Linked DNA regions of Homo sapiens: region 2 is linked to region 1. The links are chromatin loops, found by intact Hi-C in ENCODE. Cell type or tissue: heart left ventricle. All regions are shown on one strand. Links, peaks and the distances in the headings refer to the core of each region. The heading gives the core; the rest is flanking DNA. Region 1 overlaps SLC44A3-AS1 (SLC44A3 antisense RNA 1). Region 2 overlaps SLC44A3-AS1 (SLC44A3 antisense RNA 1).

Region 1 (15,400 bases), core at 4,714-12,713:
AATATGGTTTGGATGAACCCAAATCTCATGTCAAAATATAATCCCCAATGTTGGAGGTGGGGCATGGTAGGAGGTGACTGGATCATGGCGGGAGGATTTCTCATGAATGGTTTAGTGTCATCTCCATGGTATTGTCCTCACAATAGTAAGTTCTTGTGAGATCTGGTCATTTAAAACTGTGTGTCACCTCCTCATATCTCTTGCTCCTGCCTTTGCCATGTTAAGTGCCTGCTCCCGCTTTGCCTTCTGCCATATGAGTAAAAGCTCCCTGAGGCCTCCCCAGTAGCAGATGCTGCCATGCTTCCTGTACAACCTGCAGAACTGTGAGTCAATTAAACCTCTTTTCTTATAAATTACCCAGTCTCAGGTATTCCTTTATAGCAATGCAAGAACAGGCTAAAACACCTGGTCTACTACATTCTTATTTGCACTGTTTAAGCAGAAGAGTTCCAGGCAATACGAACTTAGTCTAATTTAAATCATAAAAACAGAGTCGCAGTTTCTGCAATCAATTCCTAGACTTGAGCCAGTTTACAGATCCCAAATGCCTTGAAAGAAGGGGAGGTTTGAGCTCCTTGAAGAAGTACCCATTACACTGCCAAAAGTTTATGCCATTAATCTTTTTCTCAGCCCTCCCCAAAGGACCTATGGCCTTCTGCCAGGGTGACTGTGCATTAGGGAAAACAAAATAATCAGACTTTTAGGTGATTATTGGACACTGACTTACTGGATTAGTGACACTAATCTTAGGAGACCCAAACCATCACTGTGGTCTATCAGTCAGAATATAAATTTTATTTATTTATTTATTTAGACATATGGTCTCACTCTGGTTGCCAAGGCTGGAGTGCAGTGGCATGATTTTGGCTCACTGCAGCCTCGACGTCCCCTGGCTGAGGTAATTTTCCCACCTCAGCCTCCAGAGTAGTTGGGACTACAGGCTCATGCCACTACATCCGGCTAATTTTTTTGTATTTTTAGTAGAGACCCGGTTTCACCATGTTGCCCAGGCTGGTCTTGAACTCCTGGGCTCGAGAAATTCACTCCCTTCACCCTCCCAAAGTGCTGGGATTACAGGCATGAGCTACCATGCCGTCCTAGAGTGGGAACTTCTGAAACTCAGGTAATTAGTGTAGTTTTAGCTCAAGTCACAGTGAGTCCAGTGGGTCTCCAAACGCATTCAGTGGTCATTTCTCCAGTTCCAGAGTAAATAATTGGAATAGACATATTCAGCAACTGGCAGGATCCCCATGCTTGTTCTCCGACTTGTGGAGTGAGGGCCATTACAATAAGAAAGACCAAGTGTAAGCCACTAGAATAGTCTTTACCTAGGAAAACAGTAAACCGAAAGCAATACTGCATTCATGGGAGGGATTCTAGAGAATGGTGCCACTATCAAAGGTTGGAAGGATGCACACGTGGTGATTCCCACCACATCCTCATTCAACTTGCCTATTTGGCCTGTACAGAAGACAGATAGATACTGGAGAATGGCAGTGGATTATAGTAAGCTTAATCAGGTGGTGACTTGAATTTCAGCTGGTCTTTCAGAAAAGGCTTCATTGCTTGAGCAAATTAACACATGCCCTATTACTGGTATGCAGCGACTGGTCTGACAAATGCCTTTTTCTCAATACCTATTAATAAAGACTACCAGAATTGATTTGCCTTCTGTTGGCAAAGCCAGCAATACACCTTAACTGCCTTACCTTGGGGTATATCAACCCTTCAAACCTAAATGTTATATTATAGTCTGCAGGGACTTGATCATCTTTCCATAAGACCACTGGTTTATTACATTGATGAATGCTGATTCCACCTAGTGAGCAAAAAGTAGCAATTATACTAATTAGTAAGACATTCGTGTGTCATATGGTAGGAAATAAATCTAACAAAAAGGGCCTTCCAACACTCCTTTATGATTAAGAAAACACTCAGCAAACTAGAAATAGAGGAAAACTTCCTCAAGTTGATAAAGCATATCTACAAAAAAATCTACAATATAATACCCAATGGTGAGAAACTACAAGCTTTCCCACTAAGTTCAGGTAAAAGGCAAGAATGTCTCTTCTCACCACTCCTTTTCAACATTGCACTGGAAGTCCTAACATAATGTGATTTTTTAAGGAAATAAAATGCATAAAGACTAAGAAGGAATAAATAAATCCGTGCTTGTTCACAGATAACCATGATTGCCTATGTAGAAAATCCAAAACAATCAACAAAAATATTCCTGGAATTAATCAGCAATTATAGCAAGTTTGCAGTATACAAGGTCAACATATAAAAGCCAATTGCTTTTCTATATACCAGCAATGAATAAGTGAAATTTGAACTTTAAAACACAATATTATCTACATTAGCATTTCCAAAAATGAAATACTTAGGTATCAGTTTTGTTTTAAATGTGCAATATCTATATGAAGGAAACTAAAAAATTCTGATGAAAGAAATCAAAGAAGAACTAAATAAATAGATATTTCATGTGTATTGATAGAAAGACTCAATATTGTGAAGATGTCAGCTCTTCCCAGCTTGACCTATAGATTCAATGCAATACAAGTCAAAATCCCAGCAAGTTATCTTGTGAATATCAACAAATTAACTGTAAAGTTTACATGGAGAAGCAAAAGACCCAGAATAACCAACAAAATATTGAAGGAGAAGAAAAAAGACAGACGACTAATACTACCTGACTTCAATACTTACTATAAAGCTATAGTAGTCAAGACAATGTGGCATAGTGAAGGAATAGACAGATAAATGGAATAGAATACAAAGACCAGAAGTAAACCCACATTAATATTGTCAACTGATTTTTTACAAAGGTGCAAAGGCAATAAACTGGAAAAAAGATGATCTTTTCAATGATAGTGCTGGAATAAATGGACATCCATGTGCCAAATATAAAAATCTAAACACAAAAATTAACTCAAAACAGCTCATAAACCTGAATTTAAAGCATGAAACTATAAAACTCCTAGAAAATAACATAGGAGAAAATCTAGATAATCTTGGGTTTGGCAATTACTTTTTAGATATGACAGCAAAGTCATAACCCATGAAAAAAATTAATAGGCTGGACTTCATCAAAATTAAAAACTCAAAAGACCCTTTAGGAGAATTAAAACACAAGCCACAGACTTGGAGAAAATATTTGAAACAGATGTATCTGATAAAAGACTATTACCCAAATAGTCTCATTCACTTCTGTTAAGATTGCAAAATAGTATAACCACTTTGGAAGTCAGTTTGACAGTTTCTTACCAAACTAAACATACTCTTACCATATGATCCAGAGACCCTGCTTTTGTAGAAATTAACAAACTGATTGTAAAATTTATGTGAAAATTCAAAGGACTGCGAACAACCAAAAAAAAAAAAACTGAACAAAAAGAACAAAGTTGGAGGACTTAAACAAAATTTACTATAAATCTATAGTAATCAAGACAGTATGCTATTTGTGTATGGACAGACATAATTGATCAAACAGACAGAATAGAGTCCAGAAATAAATCTTCATACTTACAGTCAATTGATTTTGACAAAGGTGACAAAGCAATTCAATGAGGGAAAAGAGAGTCTTTTCAATAAATGGTGCTGGAACAATTATATATTCATATACAAAAAAAACAAAAAAAATCTTAGACCCTCATCTCTTACCATGTATAACTCAAAATAGGTCATAGGTTAAAATGTAAGTCCTAAGTCTATAAAACTTCTAGAAAAAAAAAACAGAGAATCTTTGTGACTTTGGGTTAAGCAAACACTTGTTAGATGTGACACAAAGCAAGATCCATAAAAGAAAAAAAATTACACTGGAATTTATCAAAATTAAGTGTTTACTTTTCAAAAGACATCACTAAGAAAATTAAAACAGAAGCCACCATCAGGGAGAAAATATTTGCAAATCACATTTCTGATAAAAGACTTGTATGCAGAACTCTTACAACTTAATAATATAAGACAAACATGAAGAATGAAATTAGACTCCTATCTCTCCTATATACAAAAATAAAGTCAAAAGGGATTAAAGATTTAAATCTAAGACGTGAAACTACAAAACTACTAGAAGAAAACATTAGGGAAATGCTTCAGGATATTGGTCTGGGCAGATTATTTTGTGTAAGACCTGAAAAGCACAGGCAATAAAAGCAAAAATAGACAAATGGGATGACATCAAGCTAAAAACCTTTTTGCACAGCAAAAGAAACAATCAACAAAGTGAAGAGACAACCCACGAATAGGAGAAAATACTTGCGAACTATCCGTCTGATAAAGGGTGAATAACTAGAATACATAAGGAATGCAATGCAATTGTTTTTAAAAAATCAAATTTTGAAACAAGCAAAAGATCTAATAGACATTTCTCAAAAGATGGCATACAAGTGGCAAACAGGTATATGAAAAAATGCTCACCATCACTAATTATCAGAGAAATGCAAATCAAAACTACAATGAGATATCATCTCATCCCAGTTAAAATGGCATTTATTAAAAAGATGCTAGTGAGGATGTAGAGAAAGGGGAAGGAACCCTCATACACTGCTGGTGGGAATGTAAATTAGTGCAGCCACTATGGAAAACAGTATGGAGGTGCCTCAAAAAACTAAAAATAGAACTACCATGTGATCTAGAAATCCCACTACTGACTACATATCCAAAAGAAAGGAAATGAATGTATCAAAGAGATATCTGCACTCCCATGTTTATTGCAGCACTATTCAAAACAGCCGAGATACGGAATCAACCTAAGTGCCCATCAATAGGTCTATGGATCAAATGTGGTGTATATACACAATGGAATATTATTTGGCCATTGAAAAAGAATGAAATCCTGTCATCTACAGCAACATGGATGGAACTGGAGATCATTATGTTAAGAGAAATAAGCCACACATAGAAAGGCAAATATCACATATTCTCACTCATATGTGGTAGCTAAAAAGGTGGCACTCACAAAGACAAAGAGTAGACTGGTGGTTACCAGAGTCTGGAAAGGATGGAGGGGAGGGAGGAATGAAGAGAGCTTGGTTAATGGGTACAAATACAGAGTTAGATAGAAGAAATAAGACTTAATGTTCGATAGAACAGCAGGGTGAATATAGCTAGCAATCATCTATTGTACATTTCAAAATAGCTAGAAGAGAATAAACTGAATGTTCGTAGCGTCAAGAAAAGATAAATGATAATGGTGAAGGATATCCAAATATCTCATATACCCCCAAAATAGATACATCTATTTATCAATTTAAAAAGACAACTCTGGTCAGGCACAGTGGCTCATGCCTGTAAATGTCAGCATTTTAGGAGGCCGAGGTGGGTGGATTACCTGAGGTCAGGAGTTTGAGACCAGCCTGGCCAATATGGTGAAACCCTGTCTCTACTAAAAATATAAAAATTAGCCAGGTGTGGTGGCAGGCACCTGTAGTCCCAGCTACTTGGGAGGCTGAAACATGAGAATTGCTTTAACCTGGGAGGTGGAGGTTGTGGTGAGCCGAAATTGCCCCACCACTGCACTCCAGCCTGGGCAACAGAGTGAGACTCTGTCTCAAAAAAAGAAAAAAAAAAAAAGACAACTCAGTTTTTAAAATGGGCAATAATGTAAATAGACATTTTATCAAAAAAGGAAACACATATGACTAATAAGCATACGAAAGGATTTCCAACATTAGTAGTCATTAGGGAAATGCAAATTAATACCACATCCACTAGAATGACCATAATAGAAAAGACTGACCTTACTAAGTCATAGATTGTTGGTGGGAAAATAAAATGGTACAGCAACATTGGGAAACATTTTTGCAGTTTCTCAACATGTTAAATACACACTTACTGCATGACCCAGCAATTTCGCTTCTAGGTGTCCAGTCATCAGAAATGAAAACATATGTTCACAGAAAAACTCATATGCACATGTTCATAGCTGCAGGATTCACAATAACCCAAAACTAGAAACAATTTAAATGTCCATCAACTAATGAATGAATAAGCATATTGTTGCTTATCTATAATGGAAAACTACTAAACAATGGAAAGGAACAAACTACTAATATGTGCAACAGCATGGGTAAAACTCAAAATATTATTAAGTGAAAAATGCCAGGCACAAAATATAATATATTGCTTGACTCCAGTTACATGAAACTTCTAGAAAAGGCAAAACCATGAAGACAGGAAACAGATCAGTGGTTGCCTGAGGCTGAGGGTGGGAAGCAGGATTGACTGCAAATAGACACAGAGAAAACCTTCTGGAGGTGATAGAAGTGGTCTAAAACTGGATTGTAGTTATGGTAGCAAATCTGGAAATTTACTAAAAATCAACTATGCAGTTACAATGGATGAGTTGTACGGAATACACATATATTGCCATTACTTTTAATGACAAAACCACAATTACTTTTGCAACAACCTAATAAATTAAACCCCAATAAAGTCATTTTTTTAAAACAGAGCTAATTCTTGCATACTTCAGTTTGTAGACTTAAATTCATACTGATTTCATGAGCTTTAATTTTTCCCAGGCATAAATCATCCTTGCTAATATGAAAATCAATTTGGACAAAAGCTTTCCACTTGCCTTCCTCAACCTGTAATTTATTTTGAAAGCACAGAAGTTTCTGTTGCATGCCTCTCCTTCAAAACCTTTGCTGTCTTCTGATTATCTCACCTGGGAGGGCTCAGTCACAGGGTCAGAACGAAAGAATTCACAGTCATCATGAAGTGCAGGTACTATTCCATCTTCTATGTACCATCTTCCAAATCTATAGCAATGATTACTTGGAGCCAAGATCACTGAATTTTAAAGACTGAGAAATTCATCACAAGACTTCTAATTTCTCATTAACTCTCACTTTTATTAATTTAGAGATGAAATTAAATTTATTACAAAGCTACTCTCTACCCTTCCAGATCCAGAGCCACCCAAGGACTGAGTTCAAGAATCTTAAAATCCTAGGTAAAACTAACTGGCCCATTTGGCCACACTGCAAATCCTTCTTTCTTCACACTTGAAAAGTTCTGTGGGTGGTTTAAAAGATATTTTTAAATTTTCACAAAACATATAACCCAAATCAAATCATGCTTATGATCTCTTTCTAAATCTATAAATTTCAACTTATTTGAATCACTGATGAAATTATCACTCCAAATAATACAGCTGGATGAAATCTGAACCAAACCATACCTACCAGTCTGTGCAACGAAATTCAGAGCAAAACACACGCACAATTCTGGCAAGTGTTCATTGCCCACATCTACTAGCAGGAGACCCATGACTCTATTTACAAATCGTGGGTTATACATGAAATGTAACTTTTATGTCAAGATAATTATCTCTCCAAAGGAAATAATGACAGTTATATCTTTCAAACTTGCTTTCCTTTTCTTTTTGTTTGAGGCCACTCAGTTCTTCCCAGCTACTGTCAGCACTGCTTCCCTACAAAGGAGAGTATCTGACACGAGGCTTTTATTGAGAGACTGTTTCAGTTAAAACCTCTCTGAGATTCTGAATGGCAGAAAAATTGTCTCCCAGAAGAAACTTACCAGATCTAGCAGAGTAAAAGTCATCAAATGACAGAATCTCAGAGTTGAAGACCACCCACCTAACCCAGGAATCATCTCTACGATATCTCTTGCATTCATCTGTATAATTCTAGGAAACCATGACTCTCTGAGTCCAGAATTCTATAGTTTAGTCACTTTTTCTATTTTGTTTAGCCATTTGAATATGTCAGAGAGTAGGGATCAATTCTGGCTTTTTTAAGCTAGATGGCTAAACTTCTGAATCTAGGGAAAAGTATACCAAAAATAAAAAATAAATGTCATTAATTTAAGCACCCAAGAGAAAACAGCCCATTCCCTCTCCCTAGGATCATCCCATTGACCATTCAGCAGTCGTTTCATTTCATGGCCTTCACATAATGTGCACGGAGGCCACTTCCCACCTACAGGAGGACTGATGAGCATGCAGCAATCTGCAGTTTCTGTTCCTCGTTCACAGTTTTTATTTTCATAAGGCCATGATAGGTACTTCCTCCACCCAATGTGGTATATTTAAATTGTGAATCATTATACAGGAAGTAAAAGGAATTCCCAAAGCTCTATACATATATCCTTTGGGTTTTTTTTTAATTAAATGAGGTTTCATGAATCAAAAATAACACGTACAAATTATGTAATAAAAACAATTCATAAGGCAGGCTTTCAAAGAAGGACTTAGAGTGATTATCTATTGTAAGTATCATTGTGCCAAACAGTTATTACTCACAGGGCTGAGGGTGGCTTGCATTCTCTCTAAAAATAGATCTTTCCATGAAAACACATAATATGTTCTTGTTGCTGTTCGAGGTAAAAACTACAAAAGAGGATATTTTTATCCTCTAGGCAGTTAACTTTCATTCCAAATAGAACCAACCAAATCATTTACAAAAGGAAAAAAAAAGGAACCCAGACATCTGGAAATTTGCTGTGTTTCTTTTCCTGCAGTTTACATTTCTGAAATTCCTTTCCTTATTACATAAAACCATACTCTCTAACCAGTAATATCCAATAATGAATGTCCCCAGTTTGTAGGCAGTGACAGTAAATTCAAGCATCAAAAACAAAAGAAAAATAAACAAAAAGAGAGAGACAGAGATCATTCAAAGAATAAACAGTCCACTCTAACACATCTTTTTCTGTCATTTCTCTCCCAGGCTCCACATTGAAAGGCAGTGCAGTGTTGCAAAAGAGCCTGATCTGTAATTAGAAAGGGCTGACTGCAAATATCTGTGTGAGAACACTGGCTCCATCCCTTACTACCGATGTGACCTTGAGCAAGATTCTTAACTAGCGGTTCCATTTGCTCATCTGTAAAGTGTGGATGATGGTATCTCTCTCGTGGCGTAGTAGGACTAAATTAGATACATGAATAAAGTGCTTAGCACCCTGCCTAGCACACGGCAGTTAGCAAGTAGGATCCTTGCTCTTAGACTTGAGCAGGATTTTGAGGAAGGAATGGCTGAAAACTGAGGGAAAAAAGAAAAGAAAGAAGTGAATGACATAAACAACTGAAGGAGGCAGTTCTGCCTGGTGGCCTGCCCAGATATTGGAACCCTTTGTCCGTATTGATGCATTTGATACTACATATTTGCATCTTGGTGGCCCCAAAATCACACACCAGTGATTTTTCCACCTAATATATTTGTAAGGTAGCTATTCGTAAGCTCCCATTTTTTTAGAGGCCAAGCTGAAATACTAAATGTTGAAGGCCCCAAAGGCAAAGCCAGGCAGGAAAGCCACTGCTTACTGTCATCATTCTGCTGCTTCATCCATCAGCACCAACAGTAGGTCTAATTGTTATTTTCTATTTTTTTTTTTTTTTGAGACGGAGCCTCACTCTGCCTCCTAGGCTAGAGTGCAGTGGCGTGATCTCAGCTCACTGCAACCTCTGCCTCCTGGGTTCAAGAGATTCTCCTGTCTCAGCCTCTCGAGTAGCTGGGATTACAGGTACGCACCACTACACCCGGCTAATTTTTTTGTATTTTTAGTAGAGAAGGGGTTTCACCATTTTGGCCAGGCTGGTCTCGAACTCCTGACCTCAGGTAATCTGCCTGCCTTGGCCTCCCAAAGTGTTGGGATTACAGGCGTGAGCCACCACACCCAGCCCATTTTCTTTTTTTTTTTTAATCTCTAATACGTAAATTTAGGTGAAAATTTAAAATATTCATGATAATACTCTAAATAGGTTAAAAAAATGTCCACATCACAAGAACTAGCAGGTGACATGCACAAATGAAAACACAATTTTATTTTGGGATAAAAATTATGCATCACATTTGTGCTGGATTTCAATAATTCAAAATTTTTAGAATAAAAGCCCTACTCCCCATGTGTAGATCTTAGCAGTCAATATTATTCTTTTCTATCTCTTTTTCTAAGCAGTAACATCTAAAATTACTGAACGACAGGCAAACACTTTAGCAGACCTACCTACCTACCAGGTTCCCTCCCATCCAGTCCTATGATGCATGGATGACCCTAAGAGACAATTTCCTAGTGACTGTGGCCCATTTCTAGCACAATTACTTACCAGGAATGAAAAGAAACCCAAGAAGAAAGCCAGCAAGCCATTGAGAACAAATTGCAAAATACATGGTTTTTAAACCTTAAAGACAGGTTACTGGGATCAATAATCCGCAAGTTTGAGAACCACCATCCTGAATGCTTGAGATATCTTAGAAGCACTGCAGTCCTGAATTAGCAGAAAGTCCAGAACTGGAGGGGGTTTCTCATAGAACTTCCTGAAGGATGCTAATTATCAACCTAAAACCCAAGAGATGGCACTTTCTCCTTAATCCCAACCCCATAAAAAGCAGCCTGGGAGCCATTATGCAGCCATTATCTTTCCCAAAACACACAGAAGAGAAGGGGAGAGAAGAAGAAAGGGAAAATGAATGAAATCAGTGGAGGTGAAGGGAAAGGGCCGGACGGGAGTTTTGCCATCCTGAGTCTAAAAAGCTGAATGAAGGAAAGACACATTATGTTCAGGCAAGGGGGGTTGTGTGCCTGCAATTCCACACCAGCCTGATGCCTCTCAGGCAATGTACTATGGGGTGCCCACGGCTGGGATAATCCATCCCTTCCCTTTGAGAAAGGCAACAACCTTCCCATTTCCAGGCAAGACTCACAACCTCATACTCACTAGGAGTGTAACTGAGATTTCCCAACATTGCATTTCTATTCCTGCGGGAAACACTCAGTGCCTTTGTGATCAGTTTTCAGATGGCAAATAGGATATTTTTCTCTTTCTTAAATTGGCATGGTTTTAGGCCCAGCACAGTCAGATAATAAAGACTTGGCTTTTAGCCAATTTTATTTGACAAGAAACTTGAGAATTTCCAAAAGCGTAATATGGGCATTGATTCACAGTGTCTTTAAAAACTGTATACCAAAACACACGTGCACATCTAGCGTGCAAATGCCTTGTAAGCGTCATGTTTTTCTACCCGTCTTGGTCTGCTGCCCTGCTTCCTGTCATCGTGAACAGGATGTGACCCAACAGGATGTAGTGCTCCCTTGTTTTCTGTTTTCCAGCTCTAAATAACGATGTCTGGGTTGGATGACTTGATCATTGACCTCTAGTGACCATGGACAACCAGAGGAAAATCCACACTCCCATAATCTGAGACTCAAAGCCTGGAAGGTGGCTGGACTTTCTATTCTTTCTCTAGGTTGCTGGTAGTCTTCTCTTTCTAAGTAGGTAAACTTGGGTGAACAGCAGGTAAAAGCCGAACAGCTGATCCATCATCTGACTGGATCCGTAACTGTTCTTCTGCATCTCTGCAGAGCTGTGCTGCTCTAGTGGGGAGCACTTTGGACACCGCAGGAGAATATGACAGGGACCATGGGCTGACTCACAGCCCACCCACCACCCCACCACTCTCCAGCCCCCTTGCCGGGCACTCCACTTGACCATCTGAGATCTCGGGCACTTGCCTACCTGGATGTGTGGAGAGGGTCTGATCCTGACCATCACAGCTGGCTCCTTCTAAAGGGCTGTCGTTTATTTAGTGCCTATCAAGGGCCTGGCCCTGTGCTGGGACTTCACAGACCCAACAGTATATTATTACTCCATTTTATAGATGAAATAGAAAGGTTAGATAACTTGCTCAAGGTTAAAGCTTTTTCTACTCTGGCACTCTTCTAAAGGAGCAGTAATAGAGAAACCTGGAGACATGGGAATTGCCAGTATGACCAATAGCACACCAAGGACAAACACTGTAGAAAGACCAGAATGGTCACCTTTGACTCAACCCCAGCTCCTCTTAGTCACCTGCCGTGCATCAATTTGTCCAGCCCTTTGGGAAGTCATTTAAATCTCTCACCTCTTCCAGTCATTCAGATAACATCTGCTATAGACTCACTACTCCGCTGTCTTTATGTCCCCACTGCAGTCCTGTGTACCAGAGGCTGGTCCTCTAAGAACCACCTGTGAGTGTCTGTTCTATCCTGCAGTCCTCTCCATGCACAACAGAGAAACAAAAAAACAGGAAGAGGGCCCGAGCGCCGTGGCTCATGCCTATAATCCCAGCACTTTGTGAGGCCGAGATAGGAGAACCACTTGAGGCCAGGGTCTTTACAAAAAAAAAAAAAAAAATAGCTAGGTGTGGTGGCATGCACTTGTAGGTCTAGGAGGCTGAGGCAGGAGGATCACTGAACCCCAGGAGTTTGAGGCTGCAGTGAGCTATAATTCTGCCACTTTACTCCAGCCTGGCCAACAGAGCAAGATTCTGTATGAAAAGAAAAGAAAGAAAATGGGGAGAGGGAGGGAGCGCTGTCCCAGGCTGGCGTTCTCCAGCTTTCAGAGCTGAAATCCCAGTGGTCAGGGCTCAGGCCAGCAGACTACTGCCTCACCCCCATCCGCATTACTGCAGGCTGGCTTGGGCCACCAAATGGTACATTTCCAGTATCCACAATGTAAAGAAACCTCTGTCTTATTGCAAAGCATATTATTGTCCACTGGGCCATAAACAGAGGAAGGAAGATGGGTTTGGGAAAAGGCAGGAGGGAGTTAAGAACTCTATTGGCAAGACACATTAAATTTGGGGTTTCAGAGGACCATCTAGGTAGAATTTCCAGTAGGCAACTGGAACTCTCTATCTGATGGAACTCTGAAATACTAAATAGTACCTTGGTTCTCCCACAGTATAATTATATTCATGAGAATCGAAACTATCTCCCATAATGTGAATCTCTTCACCATAATTTACCACTGAATAAGACCCAAATATGCACTGGATTTTAAAAACTGTGATTTATGCAGCTAACAGTTCATAAGTCAAAATTAGAATCCTTCCCTAACTCCATACTTAACCCTGAATTAACCTTCAGATGACTATGATGTTTTTAAAATATGTGGTGTTTAAAGGGCAAAAACAGAGTCTATTTGAACAGTTAAAAGAATTTTAGTAATCTATGGCATGTGTTCTCAGCCTTAGCCACAAATTTTGATACCTGAGCCAAATAATCTAGAGATTATTTGGTCCAGAAATTAATTAAAGGATTCTTTTTAAAAATTCTAATTGCACTAAAGGTTGAGAAACAATGAACTCTAGTTTACTCTCTCCAAAAATATAATTTTCCAAAATACTCAGCCTCTCTAGTGATTAAAGAATAGGATAATAACTCGTCATCATCTCATATTGTCAAATAGGCAAATACTAAAAAGAATCCTACTATCCAAGCATTAACAGAGTGTGTTTTCAAACCATGAGTTACTACCCATTCATGGATCATGAACTTAACCCCACCGTATCTGGTATTTTAAAAAATGTTTTTGAAAAGAAAAGGAAGAGGAGAAAAGAGAGAAAATTTATTGCGCCTAGTCAGGAAAATATGAAAATTTATTTCAGTTATACTTGTGTGTGTGTGTGTGTGTGTGTGTGTGTGTGTAAGTGGGTCACTATACAAAATGTATGTCTTCCAGTGAGTCAAAAGATTTGAAAAACACTCTAGAATGTTGAGAAAAGCACACTCCCCTGGGCTGCTAGTGGCAATGTAATTGGCACAATTTTTCCCAAGGGCCCTTTGGCAGCAGCCTTGAAAAGCTTCACTTTGATCTGGGTGTTTACTCTTCTGAGAAATTATTCTTTTGAAATAACCTCTCAAATGCACATTTGCATGTAAAGATGTACACGTCACTGCTGTTTTTCACAGTGAAAACTTCAAAATATCCAACCGTATGAATTACAGTTAAATACATTATCCATGAAGCAAAATACAACGCAGACATTAAGAATAATGAAATGGATTGATATCTATTGATTTGGAATGATGTTCAGATACATCAAAAGAAAAAGCAGGTTACAGTACAAAACATTAGGCACAGCATAATCTCATTTTGGGAAATGTGTACTGTATTTATAATAAATCTAAGCCATAGAAAAGAGAAGTTAGGAGTACAGGCAAAGCATGACCTTCCGGGTTCCCACATCCTAGCTCTGCAACTTCCCGGCTCTGCAACTTCCCAGTTACACCATCTTGGTCAAAAAACTGAACTTCACAAGATAATCCTTGTACCTACCTCAGAAGATTGTTGTGAGAATGAGCTGAGTTTATACAGGTAAAATTCTCCAAGCAGTGTCAAGCATTTGGTAAGCACAAAAGAAATATTAGTTCTATCTATACCAGAGAGAGAATGAGAGATTTCACATCAGAAAATCTTAACAGTGGCCATTCTCTGGGTGCTGGGATTACGAGCAAATTTCATTTCCTTCTTTATACATTTTGTATATTTAAATTTTATAATCAGAAAAAGACAAGACAGCATAAAAATTAAAAGTATATAATTTTCTCTTAGGGTTCTAAAGTGTCTTTATTTTGATAACTTTAGGTTAAAAAAACAATACTTAGAATGAGAGTAACAACATGTTCTCCTTGGATTGTGCTTACTTCTTTCAAGAAATTCGGTTTGAGGGTCTTTTGCCCAATCAGGCAATGAACTCTGCTCTGAAATTTCATTTCCCTGATTGTGGAATTCTTTCTGTGACTTCAGAGGCTGGTACAAAGATTTTGCTTTCCAATCTCCTTCCGTAAAAGGTTTTCTGCTTTCTCTCACTCTATCAGTCTAGAGTCTACTAGCAGAAATCTGTATTAAATTGTCCCATTATACAGGCCTGAAAGCGACTCTCTGTCTCAGTATCATACCTTAGACGATTCCATTTCTCATGAAATGATGATGACATCATGTCCAAAGAACACTTCAAACTGAGTTGTCCTTTGTGTTTATCCATGAGTTAAAAACAGGGACCTTAAATGGCCTTGTGTGTGGGTGGGGAGACTCATTATTAAAGAAAATGGGGAATTACAGAAATGCACGGAAAAAAAGGATTTAGAAATCATCTATTGTTTCTCAAAGTCCATTATTAACACACTAGCATATTTCCTTTCAGTCTTTTTCTTTGTAATCTTAGATTGCTTTAGACAATTTATAGACACAATTAATCACTTTTTTTACTTGATATTATATGAAAAGTGTGTACCATGCTATCATATAATTTTCAAAAATATTTTAATAACTGTGTAAAGTGTTCTTGAGTGAATAATTTAATTATTTCTTTTTTAAGGAACATTCTGATTGTTTTAGCTATTATAAACAGAACTATAAATAAATTTTGTACAAATTTTGTATGAAAACTTTAATCTTTTTACATATGTAAAATTGTTTTTTTTTAACATGTGTAGAATCCAAAAAATGGAATTACTGTATCAAAGGTCATGAGCTTTTTAAGTCTTAGGATAGTAGTTACAATATTACAACTGACCTGTTATCAAACTACTCTCTATTACAACTGACCCTGTTATCTAATTACTCTCTTCCATTGGAATTGGCATCATAAACTGGTATAATGCTTTAAGA
Region 2 (15,400 bases), core at 4,183-12,182, 110 kb before region 1:
GTTTTTTGGCTACACTATTGGTTTGAGCCATTGCTGGACTTACGGGAACAGGAAGACAACAGGCGAGAAAGCCCTAGGTTTTAACTTCCCCCAGCAATGTATTCCTTCCATGCCCAGCCACTGGGCATTTGTAAAGTACCCAGAGCCTGGTCATGGCCGCGAACGCATCTTTCTGTCCTATATCCCATTTAGAAAAAAAAAATCTGCAGCTAGCTCACTGCCAGCGCTCATTTAATTTTACATAAACACGTTCCTTGAAGCTAAAGCAAATCTGACTGATTTTTCAATGTGAAAACAAAATATAAAAACTGTTCTTGGAGTTATTTCTAAACAGAACTTGTCTCTAATCCTAATATAACAGAAACGTATATGATGATCAGTATTTAATTTTATTTTTCATGTGGTAAATTTCAAAGCATGGGACAAAGGCAGAACATCCCATTCTGCACAAAAATATTGCGTTTCTCTCAGGACCTTCTTGCCATCTTTATCACTGTGTGCTCAGCAAACTTTGCAGCGACCAGTTGGATTCCATTTCCCTGATGTTGGTGGTATGCTCTTGGGGAAATGTCTTCCAGACAGGGAAGAAGCGTGACATCATCAGAGCACGGATGACCTTGAAGACTTTGCTGCCCTGGCCTGTGATGCTTTTCCAGCATTCTTTCACTCAGCGTCAGTCTGAAGTTTATATGGCTCATCGTGTGCTCAGGATTGTCCTTCCAGAACAGGATGTAGGAGCTTAGCACTGCAATGTTTAGAGGGTGACAAAAGAATTTCTTAGACCAGCTGGGCAGATGGCTTATGCCTGTAATCCCAGCACTTTGGGAGGCCTAGGTGGGTGGATCACCTGAGGTCAGGAGATCGAGACCAGCCTGACCAACATGGTAAAACCTGTCTCTACTGAAAACACAAAAATTGGCTGGGTGTGGTGGCGCACACCTGTGGTCCCAGCTATTCGGGAGGCTGAGGCAGGAGAATTGCTTGAACCCGGGAGGCAGAGGTTGCAGTGAGCCGAGATTGCACCACTGCACTCCAGCCTGGGCGACAGAGCGAGACTCCATCTCAAAAATAAAAAAGTATACATATAATTAAGGCCAGGCATCATGGCTTACACCTGTAATCCCAGCACTTTGGGAGGCCAAGGCAGGTGGATCACCTGAGGTCAGGAGTTAGAGACCAGCCTGACGAATGTGGAGAAACCACATCTCTACTAAAAATACAAAAATTAGCTGGGCATGGTGGCACATGCCTGTAATTCCAGCTACCCAGGAGGCTGAGGCAGCAGAACCACTTAAACCCAGGAGGTGGAGGTTGCGATGAGCCAAGATCGCGCCATTGCACTCCCGCCTGGGCGACAAAGTGAGACCCCATCTCAAAATAAGTAAATAAATAAACAAAAAAGAATTTCTTAGACGAAACCTTGTGCCTTTTGTGCTCAGTTGGATAGGAAGTGAGCATCTGATCAGCCAGTCCACTGTTCCCACATTCTCGTGATAATCCAAAATGACACATGGCTTCTTAGTCTTCTTTCCATTTCTGTTGTTTACTTCAATCACAGTATCATTGTGGAATGTTGACAACATTGTCACCTCCTTCTTGTCACACCATTTCAGTGCCATAAGCTCACCACAGAATTAACATTATGCATAGGAATGCTACATTTTCTAGGATTTGACATTTTCCGTGATCAAGAATGACTATATTTTATAAACGGAAACACCACTACTAAAAACAGAATGCTATAAATGGAATGATGTATTTTTTTCCAAAGTCAATATACCACAGCGATGCAAAAATAATAATAAAAGCGAAATATTCTGTGGCAAACTTTGGTGGTAAGATTAGGACTGTAATCTGTGAGTTATCTTGGGGTAAACTCTGCAGCAGCAAGTGTTCCGGGGCAAATGGGAAATGGGTTAAGAAACCCCTTTCCCGCTGCCTCTTTAGATTACATAATTCACTCTGGTTCTCCAGACGTTCTACTTTTAATAACACAAGCTAAAATTTATTGAGCACATCATATGTGCTAGGCACTGTGCTAAGCACTTAGCTTTCATTGAATCATCTAATTCCTACCACGACCCTGTAAAGCAGGAACTATTATTCCTTCACCTCAGAACTGAGGTGCTGAGAAGTTAGGTAACTTTCCTGCATAGCTAGAAAGTGATGGACTAATGATGAAGCCTGTGTTTTTTATCTCTATGCTCTACTGCATCTTACTGAGCCTTATTATGTCTGTCAGCCATTTCCTTTACCAAAGAGAACACCCTACTTCCTGCCCACCCAGTGAGTAGATAAGTATGTTTGACCAGCTGTCCTTAGCTTGGCACATGTAATGGGTATCAAGTAGTGTTTGGGGGATGGATGGAGAGGTAGATGAGTAGGGGGATAGGTAGGGGGGATGGGTGGGTAGATAATGGGCAGACAGTTGGATGAATAAGTGAATGTATGGGTGGATGAATGGATGATGGGTTGATAGATGAGTGGATGAATAGATACATGAGTGAGTGGATCATAGATGAATAGATGAGTGGATGGATGGATGAATGAATAATTGGATGATAAGTGGAGAGATGGGTGGATGAATAGATGTGTGGATGAATGGATGATGAGTGAATAGATGGAAGGATGAGTGGATGCATAGATTGATGGGCAAATGGACGGGTAGATGGACTGCCACATGATCAAGGGGCTTTTGTGAAGAAAAACATTTAGGAACACAAGAAGCCCAACTAATCTAGAGCTACATACTCTCTGGCTGATTTGTTTCCTCTTTTCTCCAGATCCTATAGTCTATTCTGTTTGTAGGAGGAGAGCTTCCTCTAGGTATCTAGCCCCCACAGAACAAATAGAGCAACGGTGTTCCCTCTAACAGTTGCTTCTGCCTATGTTTATTTTCATAGGTGCTTCACATTAACTTTGGAATTCAAAATGGATTTGCTCAGGGTGGCTTAGTTTTCAGTAAGGCTGGCTGTTCCTTGATTCTGGTGGGATCCTGTAGCCCAAACCTGACTCAGAAGCATTGGCCTGCGGGATACATTGTTTATGTCTGGAGGTCTGAGGCACCCCTATTGTGCAGAAACAAGGAAATGCACATTTCCCAACACTTCGGCTACAAAACAGAGGCTAGGACTGAATATAGTGTGCTCTTTTAACTCTGAAAAAGTTCATGAAAAAGTCGAGCTTGCAGGATGGGAACAAACTCCCTTATTAGGCCTTTCCCCTTCACTTCCAGATTCCTGTCTACCCTCATCCTAACTCCCACACAACTCCCAGCTCTCTCCTCTTGTTCCCCTGATTCCAGATGACAAACTCACTCTTGCTAAGGTGTTAGTGATTTACTTCTTTTCTTTACCATTAAAGAAAAATTTCTTCAATAAAAGCCATATTAAACTCAAAGCCAGAGTCACTCGAATTCCCCAAGCAAGTCATATCCACTGGGTCTGTCATTCAGGCTATTAGTTTTATGTATTCTTTTTATTAACATTATATTTAAATCAAATTGATCAGAAAATAACTCAAGCCCAAGTTCATTTCCCATTGACTTTAGTGTTTCTAGAGAGGTTCTTCCCGTCCTCCTCAGACTGAAGATTTGGGGCACAAACATGCTAACCTTTCTCACCAATCCCGGGACCCTCAGCCCATGTCTCACTGCAAGGTATGCAATTCACCAGAAGTGGCCTGCCCTGCTCCTTACATAAGGCCTACTTGCCCCTTCGGAGTGACCAAGGTGCTCTGGCCATGAGGCTGGGGCTGCAGTACTCCTCTGGCAGTGTTCTATCATCATCCTCAAGTACTAGGTTGGTGCAAATGTAATTACGGTGTTTGCCTTTTTTTTTTTTTTAAAGACAAAAACTGCAATTACTTTTGCACCTACCTAATAGTTGTAGTACAGGAAGGTGGTACAGGATGGTAGAAGAAGCCGGGCATGAAGGTACAGGAAGGTAGAGTTACCTCCGCTGGAGAGTTTTCAAGATGTTGACCAACGCGTGCATTTTGACATGGGCATAAAAGAAAGGAAAGAAAAAATTGCATTTGCCCTCCTTTGGTCTCCCTCTGAGCTTTTTGATAAGCTCTACATGCCCAGCTGTAATCCTTTTGCCTGATTGTGAGCTAAGATTACAGGTAAACTCTGTGAACTTTCTGCATGAAAAGTTATATATACAAAAAAGTTCCTTCCCTTGTGCTCTAAATCCTGTTTGCCATTCAAAGAACAGTGGGAAATTGTTGTCGTATCCGATCAGCCTATTTAATGTGAAAGCAGATTAAGTCTTTATGCTCTGTGAACTCTGGACAAACCTGCCCATGACAGGTGTGTCCCAGGCCCTGGCAATTGTTCATGCTGGGGCCCCAAGCTCCTTTTATATCTTCAGATGGAGGGAAGGTGTGCTTTTGGCAGGGAGGAAGTAGTCAGTGTGAAATTGGAGAAAGGCATTCAGTCTTCCAAGTGGACACAGTGTCCCCGCGCACGGCTGGCAAGCAGGGTGCAGGCTGATTTCAGCCAGCTCGGCCCCTCAGGGATAGTGTGTAAGGTGCCCCTGGCCCCTGGGGTTACCTGGCTTTGCTATGAGGATCTCTGGCTGCTCTGGAGAGAGTTAAAAGTGTCTTAGCTTTTGGAATGCTTGCTATAGATTTGCCCATATTAGACCTAAAAAGAGCAAGCGTGTCAGCGCTGGAGCAATGAGAGTATGTAGAGTTGGCAGGCTGGCCAGGGGGCTGCATCACCCCTGCGAGTTCAGAGGCATTTCTCATCAATGCCCGCTCAGCAAAAAGACGCTGAATCTCAACCCTGGCACATTGAAAATTTCTTTGAAATTCTCCAGCCCAAACAGCTCTTAGATATGCAAAGCATAATTGACAGAAACTTGAAGCTAGAAGCCTCCTTGAAAGGCCACCTATGCCAACCCCCAGGTTTTAGGCAAAACCACCCTTCAACTATTCTAGAAAATACTCCTTGAAGCTGATGGGAAGATTGCTGGCTTGAAATTTCCTTTTGAAAATATGATGGATGAACTCCGAGGGCATCCCGAATCCTTGTCTTTTTATTTTATTAATTTTATTGTGTGATGAAAGAAAAATTCTCTGAAGTCAGACGTCAACAACCCACCCCCACCACTATTCTCCTCCTCCTCCTCTTCGGTTGGTTCCCTGGGAGACCACCGTGAGACAAGATAAATGAGCAGCAAGGTTTTTGAAGCCAGTGCTCAGGAACAACACCTCTAAGAAAATAAAGGAAGCAGGACTGAGCTGCAGTACAACTGTCATGCAATCGGGGCAACCTCAGTGTAGCGACCCAGGCAGAAAGTACTTCTCTCTCCCTGCATCAAGGGATCAGTCTCAGGAAAGGAGAGGGATTGGTGTAGATTGGGTCCCGTGCCCACTCCCTGGTCCAATCACTGTGGCCAGGGGATGAGTGATTATGATTGGCCAGCCCCAGGTCACATGGCCACAAATATCAGGGGAACGGAAAAGCTTGCTGGACAGACGAAAACAACAGGTACCACACACCTCTAAAACTACCTCTCAAAATTGTGAAAAGACTAGTGAAAGTATACATAACTGTTTGGGAAGCCCAGGCGGGCGGATCACCTGAGGTCAGGAGTTCAAGACCAGCCTGGGCAACGTGGTGAAACCTGGTCTCTACAAAAATACAAAAATTAGCCGGGCATGATGGCGGGTACCTGTAATCCCAGCTACTCGGGAGGCTGAGGCGGGAGAATCGCTTAAACCCGGGAAGCAGAGGTTGCAGTAAGCCTAGATTGCGCCACTGCACTCTAGCCTGGGCAACAGAGCAAGACTCTGTCTCAATTAAAAAAAAAAAAAAAAGTATACATAACTGCCTAACAGAGGACGTAATAGGACACACCCAATAAATGGTCATTGTTGTTTCCTCCAGCAGCACCGTAAGAAGGAATACAAACAATCTTTCTTCTGCAGTCTTGGAGCAAACAGGTGCTGATAAAATCAACATTAGTTCAAGCCTCACCCCCAAAGTTGAACTGAGCCTGAACCTTTCTGAAGAATGAAGAATGTTTAGCAAACATTCCCCTCCAGTGTGCCTAAACTTCATGTATCTTTGTACTTCCTCGGCCAGATGGGCCTGGACCACCAGAAACGTCATAAGGATGTTTATCTCCTTGAAAACTTCGATGGTCCAAAAGTATTTCTGAAGAAAGACAGTCCCCAGTGTTTTTCTGACCTCTTCACAGAGCCAGAGCCAGGGCATTTGGATGAAGTGGGGAAAATTCCTGTGTCCGAACTGAATATCAGCATCCTGCAATGTCTTGTTGCCAAGAATGGGTCATGTATGTCCTTCTCCTCCTCAAAACTATAAACCTCTCCAGAACCTCCTGAAGAATTAAGGACAGAGAGTTCTGGGCCCTCAGTGACAAGCCCACCACCCCTACTGCCCTGCTCCAATGCTATGCTGTGGCCAATCAGATGTCCCAAAGTTCCCCAAACTCCAGGGTCACCTGCCCTCTACCTCCTTATCATGCTCACTGTTCCCTGTACGAGAACATGATGTTCCCATCTACCACTCCCCTAACTCAACCCTCAAAATCCCGCTCATTTTCAAGCCCACCCTAAAGCCTTTCCTACCCTTTCAACCAACTGTGGTCTTGACTACCTTTAATCTCCTTATGGAATATGTATTTTGCCTTATGCTATGTTAACTTGAATGATGATCTTCATAATTTATTTAAAGAACATTTATCAAGAACCTACTATGTATCTGTACTAGGCACTGGTGAGGAGATGGATGAGATAAAACGAACCCAGCCAATCTGGGGCTCTTAGCAGCCCAGGTGCAATGTATTTCAACTGATGATTTTCCAGCATTTTAAAATTCATATGCTTGTCCTACCTAGCTCATGCATTAGATAATTCAGTCACTAACCTGTTCTGAGTTTTGGTGTCCCTCGATGACAAAATGAGAGCTTCAGGCTACATGGTCACCGAAGATCTCTTCCTACACAGCAGTGAATCTCTCATGTTCTATTGTTGCCTTGTCAGCACTTCATCACTTTGCTCCTGTTTTTATCATCCAGCAATACAAGGTGTCCCTCTGAGCTTCAGAAAACTGGGAGCAGAAGTTTGGAATTAATACATAATAGCATATCTATGTTTCCTGAACATAAACAGTGTGGTGGTCAAGTTGGTGAAAAGCCATAACCTCTTATCTGGACCACAATCTCTTCATCTGTAAAATGGGACAGTGGGAGTAAAGGTCACTAAGGCCCCTTCCAACTCTGATACTCTGTGATTCATAATCATCCCCTCTTTTGCTCCCACAAGAGCACATCATGTTCTGCAAGGAGATGGCTGCCAAACCGCCTGGAAGAGGGAAGCAAACACTCATCCACCCCGAGCCTCACCCCAGGGAGACCAGCTGAGTTTGAAGAAAAGGCTGCAGTGGAGTCCAGAAGGCTTGGGTTTTAGCTGCTGGCCCCCATTCTCTGCATAAATTTGCTGTGGGAACCATTTGAACAACTTTAATCTCTGGAAAGAGCAACAGCCGACATTACTTGATTAAGTAACTCACCCTCCTTAACTCATCTCCCAGCTCCCTTTTCCCAGGTTTGGTACCTCCTGGGTCCTGACCACAGTCCCGTGGGTAGAATGAACCACTGTCTGCAGCACCATGTTGAAGACGGCAGCTTCAATCAAAGAACTTGTTGGCCAGCTACCTGTCACTCAAATAACTTGATGGATGATGAAAAATTTAGTCAACTAACACTGTTCCAAGCAGAGAAGAAGCTTTTTAAGTGGATCTCCTTTTAGCCTACTATATTCTGTCTTTGTCCATTCTTGCAGCTGTAACAAAATACCTTAGACTGGGTGATTTATAAATAATAGAAATTTATTTCCCACAGTCTGAAGGCTGGGAAGCTCAAGACTATGGTGCCAGCAGATTTGGTGTTTGTTGAGATATTGTTCTCTGCTTCCAGGGTGGCTCCTGGTTGCTGTGTCTTCACATGGCAGAGGGACAAAAGGGGTGTTCTCTCTCCCTCAAGCTCTTTTATAAGGGTTCTAATCCCATCTGTGAGCGCTCTGCCAAAGGTGCAACTTTTTAATACTATCTTAATTTGGGGGGCTAAGTTCTAACACATAAATTTTGGAGGGACATATACATTCAAACCATAGTATTTTTCATCTCCCTGTAAAATGTGCTGGCCAATGACTCTCAACATGAAGCCCACACCCTGTGCTTTAACTCCCACCAGCTGAGCTATACAAGCTATATGCTTACCAGGGGGCAGCTGCACTTGTCCCCAAGCCTGTTTATGGCAACAGTCCTTTAATTGTAACCATGTAATTTACTTGAGTATCAAATAAACCAATGAAATACAAGTGCAAAAAGAGATCTGTTGGTTATATAAAAAGAAAACTAAATTAAGGGCAAACAAAGGTAAATTTCTAAAAATATTTGCAGTCAGTTTTGATGTTTGAAGTAAGTGACGGTGTTTGATGAAAAATAATGAAAAACGCAGAAAGATTCTACACTCAGTCCTATAGTGTCTATATCTTCTTATTTCCCTTTGAAGAAGCCAAAACAAAAAAATTATAAATAAGACAGTGTATCTGTAGTTTATCAAACAAAAACAAAACACAAATGCCAATCAGAAGGACCCACACTGAAAGAAAAAAAGTCTTAACATCAAAACATTGACTAATCTTTTTTCTTTTTTTGAGATGGATTCAGACTCTGTCGTCCAGGCTGGAGTGCAGTGGTGCAATCTCAGCTCACTGCAACCTCTGTCTACCGGGTTCAAGTGATTCTCCTGCCTCAGCCTCCCCAGTAGCTGGGATTAGGGGCATGCACCACCATGCCCAGCTAATTTTTTTGTATTTTTAGTAGAAACGTGGTTTCACCATGTTGGCCAGGCTGGTTTCAAACTCCTGACCTCAAATGATCTGCCTGCCTTGGCCTCCCAAAGTGCTTCAATTACAGGCATGAGCCACTGTGCCCAGCCACGAACAATCTTTTAAGTTAAAATACAATATATAAGATATGTTTGAATCAGTTTTGTTACTTTTTAAGTACAAACCTAAAAATATTTTAACTGAACGTAAATGAATGACATTCTGTAGTCTGGGACCCAGGTATTTTATAGTTTTTCAACTTACGTTAATATTTTAGGATTGTCTCCATAGTTATTATTATTATGACAAATTTCAAGCATATATGAAATAGAAAAGTAGAGTGAACCTCCATATCCCGTTGTTCAAACTGTACCATCTATACTTCATCTTTTTCCTTTGCTGATGTAGTTTACAACAAACTTCAGACATGTCATTTTATCTCTACTTCAGGGATATCAGTAGATATCTCTTAAAATATGGAGATTTTCTTATATAATTGCAACACCATCATACCCAACATAATTAGCGACAGTTCTTTAGTGTCATCTAATATTTCTGCCTTTTCTTAGATTGCCCCCAAAATGTCTTTTCACTGTCAGTTTGCTGAAATCATGATATAACTACAGTGTACACATTACATTAGTTTGTGTCTCTAATGCCTTTTTAAATTTAGAACAGTACCCCCTTTTCATGCCATTAATTTATTGAAAAATCCCTTTTGTAAATAGATATATGAAAATTTCAAAGAGTTCAGAGAATTTCAAAGAATAGCAATTGACAAGGTTTTATCGGTGAGAAATCTCAAAAAATGCCAAAACAGACCCCAGATTTCTCAGGGTGCTCAGGGAGCTAATGTTGTCATGGCCCAGGGAAGAGTTTCTACCTCTTTCAGACTGACAAAATGAGCAGAGAACTGGAGACTGGGTTGAAAGATGAAAGGTTTAAAGTTCTGAAAAACAAAGATTCAAGCCGTCAAGAAAATGCAAATCAAAAACACAATGAGATACCACATCACACCCATTAGGATAACTATAATCAGAAAAAGATAATAAACAAGTGTTATTGAGGCTGTGAAGAAATTGGAACCCCCATACGTTGCTACTGGGAACATATTTTGAAAAACAGGCTGACGGTTCCTCAGAAATTAAACAGGGTGAACAATGACCCTGAAATTCCACTCCTAGATATACACTCAAGAGAAATGAAAACATATGTCCACACAAAAACTTGTACGTGACTGTTCATAAAAAATTATTCATAATAGCCAAAAAGTCAACACAATCCAAATGTCCATGATGAATGGATAAATTGACTGGTAGAACCACACACTGGAATATTATTCAGTCATAAAAAGGAATGAAGAACTGCTATGTGCTACAACATGGGTAAAGCTTGAAGATATTAGGCTAAGTAAAAGAAGCCAGCCTTCTGAAGGACACATATTGTATGATTCCATTTACGTGAAATACTCATAATTGATAACTGCAGAGACAGAAAGTAGATTAGTGATTGCCTAGGGCTTGGGAATTGGGAGGATTGGGGGAAGGATGACTGAGGAAATTCTTTTTGGAGTGATAAAAATGTTTGGAATTAGTAGTGGTAGTTGCACAATTCTGTGAATATACTAAAAGCCATTGAATGTACACTTTAAATGGGTGTATTGTATGGTATGTGAATTATATCTCAATAAAGCTGTTAAAACACACACACACACACACACACACACACACACACACACACACACACACTGGGTTTAGGAGTCCTTTATTAGCCAGGCTTGAGTGTAGAGGGGCCCTGCCCAGCAGGGGTTCACCTCTGCAGAGGATAGAAGGGAGCCTGCTTGGTGGCTGTTGGAAAGAGTGACTCAACAATGCCAGTGGGGGTCACCAAGGGAGAGCACGTGGTCACCCTCGCGGGTCCCTACAGTCTTCTGGAGTGGGTTGTTCTGGGTTAGGAACCAGATGGCCTCTTGACCCTGATTTCAGTAACGCCATGAAAGGAAACCCAAGGGGAACATGAAGGAGAACTGATTTTCCTTTTCATTACTGGCTGCCTCACTTCTTCTCAGGGCTGCACTCACCTTTATTTTCCTGCCTGCCTTCCTGGAGGGCAGTGAGACGCAGGCCCAGATCCTTCACACAGGGGAGCGAGAAGAGAGGGAGGAAGAGGCTGCCCATCAACATTGCCACCATGGCAGCCTCCTGCCCCTGAGAAAGTGGAAATGCCCAGGTATGACACGAAAGCAGGTTTTCCCAGGCAGCCAGGGGAAGCTAAGATCCCACGTCCCCGTGGCTTCAGGTGGAATGTGCTGTGGTGGGTGGGCTGTCGGGCAACATCCAGGCCTGAGGTCACAGAATAGGAACGGTGGGATGGCGGTGCAGAAGTTTCCTTGCCTGATTTTGAAAGTCTTATTCAGGCTGTTCAAGCTGCTAGTCTCATCAGAAATGGGTATCTGCCTGGCCCACACATTTCCAATTTTCCCTCTGGCCACAGGATCCTGTGCCCATTTGGCAAAGGAATAGGTCTCAGAAGAAGCATGTGGTCTCATGGAGATTACAGAGCTCAACTGGATCTGCAGAAAGGGCTCTGGGCCGGCTGGTAAAATGAAAAGATTCCATTTGTGGAAGGGCAGCGGTGGGTGGGCCAAATTCCCACGAGGCTTTGAAGATGCTCCTGGGCATCAGCCGGCCTTCCAGCCTCCTCCCTCCTCACTCCCACTGCTTCCAACTGCTGGTGCCACTCAGAAGAAAAGCGGCCACAGGCCACAGCCCTTCCTGGTAGCTCCAAGGGAATAGGTAAATAAACAGAAATAAGACAAACATAAATAAGAGTGTAACTTACAAAGCGTGTGTTCCCAGGGAGAAGAATCCAGAGAAAACACAAAATGTTGTCTAGAAGCCGCAGCCTAGATGCTAAAGAAGTGCTGTCTTCAACCCTGTAGAAACTGATACTCCACCCGCTTGTTCTTTCTGCTTCTAGTCCTGTGACCCCAGGAACCATCCTCTTTCCCTAGGACTATCAGCCAGCATCTCTCCTCTGTCGCCTCCAACCTGCCCTCTTCCCGCTCCACCGAGCACACCTGCAGGCAGGAGTGAGAATCGTTGCTATGTGGAGTGGGCAAGTGTCTTGACCACTGTCCTTCCCATTTACATCATGCCTGTCCTAGGGGTAATAACAATACTCACCTCACTGGGTGTGCTGAAGGTTAAATGAGAAAATGTATGCATCCAGCACAGAAAGCATAATATGTTTTCTTTTCTTTTCTCTCTCCTCCTCCTTTTTCATTCTTTCCACAATCTTTCCTTCCTTCCCCAAAAGTTACACTTTTCCAAGCTTAAAGCTCCATCTTGGCATCAACTGTAACCTGAATGTATGCCATTCACAGCTGATTTGCCGGGTGCTGTGCCACACAGTTCTGAACCCCAGTGAGGGATCAATCCACACCCAGTCCCCAGCTCTACCAGTCTCTGGAGCACTCTGCACTGCTCTCTCCAGCCCTACCTCATGCACACGAAAGGGGGCTTGGCCAAGTTTAGCATGTCATCACTGGCAGCCACACTCTGACCTGCAGTAACTTCTGCACTGGTTGACATTCACCGCTTTGAACATAGAAACAAGAGGCTCCCTGTAGCTGCTGCCTTTTGTGGGCTTCGCCATCGTCCTCCTGAGCAGGTTGGTTCCTGCGAGGGATGCAGCTGTAATGTGCTTCCTTTTTTACTTCTTTGGGCCCTAGCTGCACCAACAGTATGCAGATGTTCTGTGACTGTTACAAGGACCCATGTTAGGTGTCACTGAAGCAACCTAAGCAAGCATGAAGGGATGGGAGGTGTTTTTTGGTTCGTTCTACAACCCTGTAAATAAGACTCCAGCCCTTCACTTTGGGGCCCACACATCACAGTGAAATAGCCAGGCCCATCAGTTTGCTCCAGTGGAAAGCAGTGTCCCAGGGAGAGGGTGATCGTCCTCTTCAGATAACTAGAAACTGCCCAGGAAGCCTCAGCTGTGCAAGAGAACACTCACCAGCCATGTTCCACACACTGAGGCTGCTGCCCTTCACCTGAGGTCTCCTTGACTACATGGCGATCCCTGGTTGGCTGGTGCAAGGTGACCCGCCCTGCCTTGGCCCCATTCCTGCAGCATGGACCTCAGTGGGCGATGGAAATCACCCTTTTCCTGAGCTTCTAGAGTGGCTTTCCCCAAAAAGTGGGCTGTGTGGAGTCTTGTGCATGTGCTGCATAGTCTTGAGAAATGCTCCACCAAAGAGAGACAGAGAGAGAGAAAGAGAGAGATTCTATGGGCAATATATTTAGAAAATATAATTAGAAGGTATGTTATAATATATTCCTCTCCAACTGCTGTTCCCCCCATCTTGGAGGCTCTTAAGGTGTATGAGCTGATGAAGAGAAGGGAGAGGTCTTGCAATCAAGACGTCTGTTTAACATCATAGGGCCCAGTAGCTCCCAGATCAATGGAACACAGCTTGGGAAATGTGGCTCCAAGAGAGGTTCAGAAACCTGTTTGGACATCCAAGCCACATTTGGAGCCTCTTAAATACCACTTCCCATGCTCTGACTCACATGGGGTCTCGAAATCTATATCCCTAAAAGCTCCCCACTCTCTCCTTTGCCCTGCATGTGGGTGGTGCTGGGAACCACTCTTCTGGGACTTGGGGGCAGGGAGGAGGTTGGGTGGAAGTCCCAGGTTGCTGCTTTCTTTAGCAGTTATCCCATTCACTTAGGGCTTTCCAGTGAAGGAGACTGCTGCCAATTAAACAGAACTCCCCTCTCCTTGGTAAGAGCAGTGTTAGGAATGCCCCTTTCTGGAATCAGCCTCTGTTTTCATCCTAAGTAAATCTGAGAAGGCTCCTTGCTTGCATTTGGAACCTGTTCCAGCCTACAGGGAAGCATCAGGATTAAGAAGAATGAATAAATGGGCTGGGGCTGCACATCCAGGGTGTCATCCATGGTGGTGGGTCTAAGGCCTTGCCTGGCCCCCTAGGTCCTGCTGGGTCCTAAAATCCTCTTTCTATCCTGGTGTATTAGTCTATTTTCACGCACTGATAAGGACATACCCAAGACAGGGAAGAAAAGAGGCTTGATTGGATTTATAGTTCTACATGGCTGGGCAGGCCTCAGAATCATGGCAGGAGGCAAAAGGCACTTCTCACATGGTGGCAGCAAGAGAAAAAATGAGGAAGAAAAAGCGGAAACCCCTGATAAACCCATCAGATCTCGTGAGACTCATTCACTATCACAAGAATAGCATGAGAAAGACTGGCCCTCATGATTCGATTGCTTCCCCCTGGGTCCCTCCCACAACAAGTGGGAATTCTGGGAGATACAATTCAAGTTGAGATTTGGGTGGGGACACAGAGCCAAACCATATCACCTGGGCACAAAATTACATTTAATTGTCTCACACACTACATTGCTTCACACCTCTGTGCTTTGCTCTCAGGATTCCCTCTGTTGATACTCATTTACCCAATGCTTACTTTACTTGGATAAGTCTTTTACCAAAGATCGGCCCAGGTATCATTTTCTTCAGGAAATCTTCCCAAATATCAGGTTGGACCCAGTGTTCCTCCTCTGTCTTCCCAACATGCCAGGACAAAATCCCATTTTAACACTTAGTTCATAGGTGCTGAAAGGATGGGTTCATGAGTCCATGTGTTACTAAGCAATCAATGGGCTCGGTGCCCGATGCACACAGAAGCCAATACTATGGCACAAGCTTTTGAGAAAAGAAAAGTTTTATTGCTAGTCAACTGGCAAGGAGGTGTTATCTGACTGGATCCTGCAATTAGGTGTTGCCAGGAGGCATGATCTGCCTAGACCCTGCCGTAGAGTGATGCCAGAGCTTGATCTGATTGGAGCCTGAATTCTGCCATGCAGTGTCTGCTTCTTTTATCAGTCCCCCTCCTCAGTCCACTCCTCGGTTCCAGCCCTTAGAAGCCCCCTGTGGTTGCATATTTGCTTCATCTGGGCATGCTCAGGTTATGTGACCTTCAACCTGGGGGTCCATGGCAATTGAAAAACAACTCACAACTTTCTTCCATAAAAGTTGAGCCAGATTGGTCTGGTGCTGTTATACATACTTTCCCCGACCCCAGCTCCACCCACTTCTACTTGTAAACTCTGTGTGTGTATAAAATACAAGGTCTCATTTGTGAAAATTCTTGCTAAAATCTGTGTCATTTTAAAATGCAAATGATCCACCTATCCTTAATTCCTCAGTGGCCCTGGTGGAGCTCCTCTACATTCATGATTTTCAACTTATTGTCCTCTCCTCTCCCTTGTGAAGGGTTAGAACACCTCGACTGCACCTTAAATTTTTTAAGGTCAGAGAGTGTGTTTTATACATCTTTAAGCCCCTGAGGCCTAAATATTACCAGCTCATCTGTTGATAATCTCTTGGGAGACAGGTTTCATTTATGTGATTATTATCTTTTTGGTTTCACATCCAGAAATCTAAGCTAATGATTTTTTTTTTCTTTTGCAGGCTTCCACATTAAGGACTCAGAAATTTCTAACAC

The links. Peaks named below come from ENCODE experiments on the same cell type or tissue, not always from the same donor. Only the 100,000 strongest peaks of a DNase experiment are listed, where the experiment ranks them.
Region 2: it touches region 1 in a loop (2.1-fold over the local background); 5 of 110 quality-filtered maps call a loop at or near these places.

The regions. Positions count from the first base shown.
Region 1 is chr1:94,784,677-94,800,076 of GRCh38, forward strand. The region is part of intron 1 of SLC44A3-AS1 (SLC44A3 antisense RNA 1); the gene reads right to left. Among named protein-coding and RNA genes, the nearest start is that of SLC44A3-AS1, 28 kb to the right of the region's middle. RefSeq lists a silencer at 8,029-8,078. In heart left ventricle, for the core only: a CTCF peak has its summit at 7,976; no DNase peak of the experiment used is centred there; H3K27ac peaks cover 1,991 bases.
Region 2 is chr1:94,672,527-94,687,926 of GRCh38, forward strand. It overlaps SLC44A3-AS1 (SLC44A3 antisense RNA 1), which reads right to left. Exons shown (of 6, transcript NR_160780.1): 3 at 6,899-7,081. It also overlaps the pseudogene PGBD4P7. Among named protein-coding and RNA genes, the nearest start is that of MIR378G, 66 kb to the right of the region's middle. In heart left ventricle, for the core only: no CTCF peak of the experiment used is centred there; a DNase peak (open chromatin) is centred at 7,355.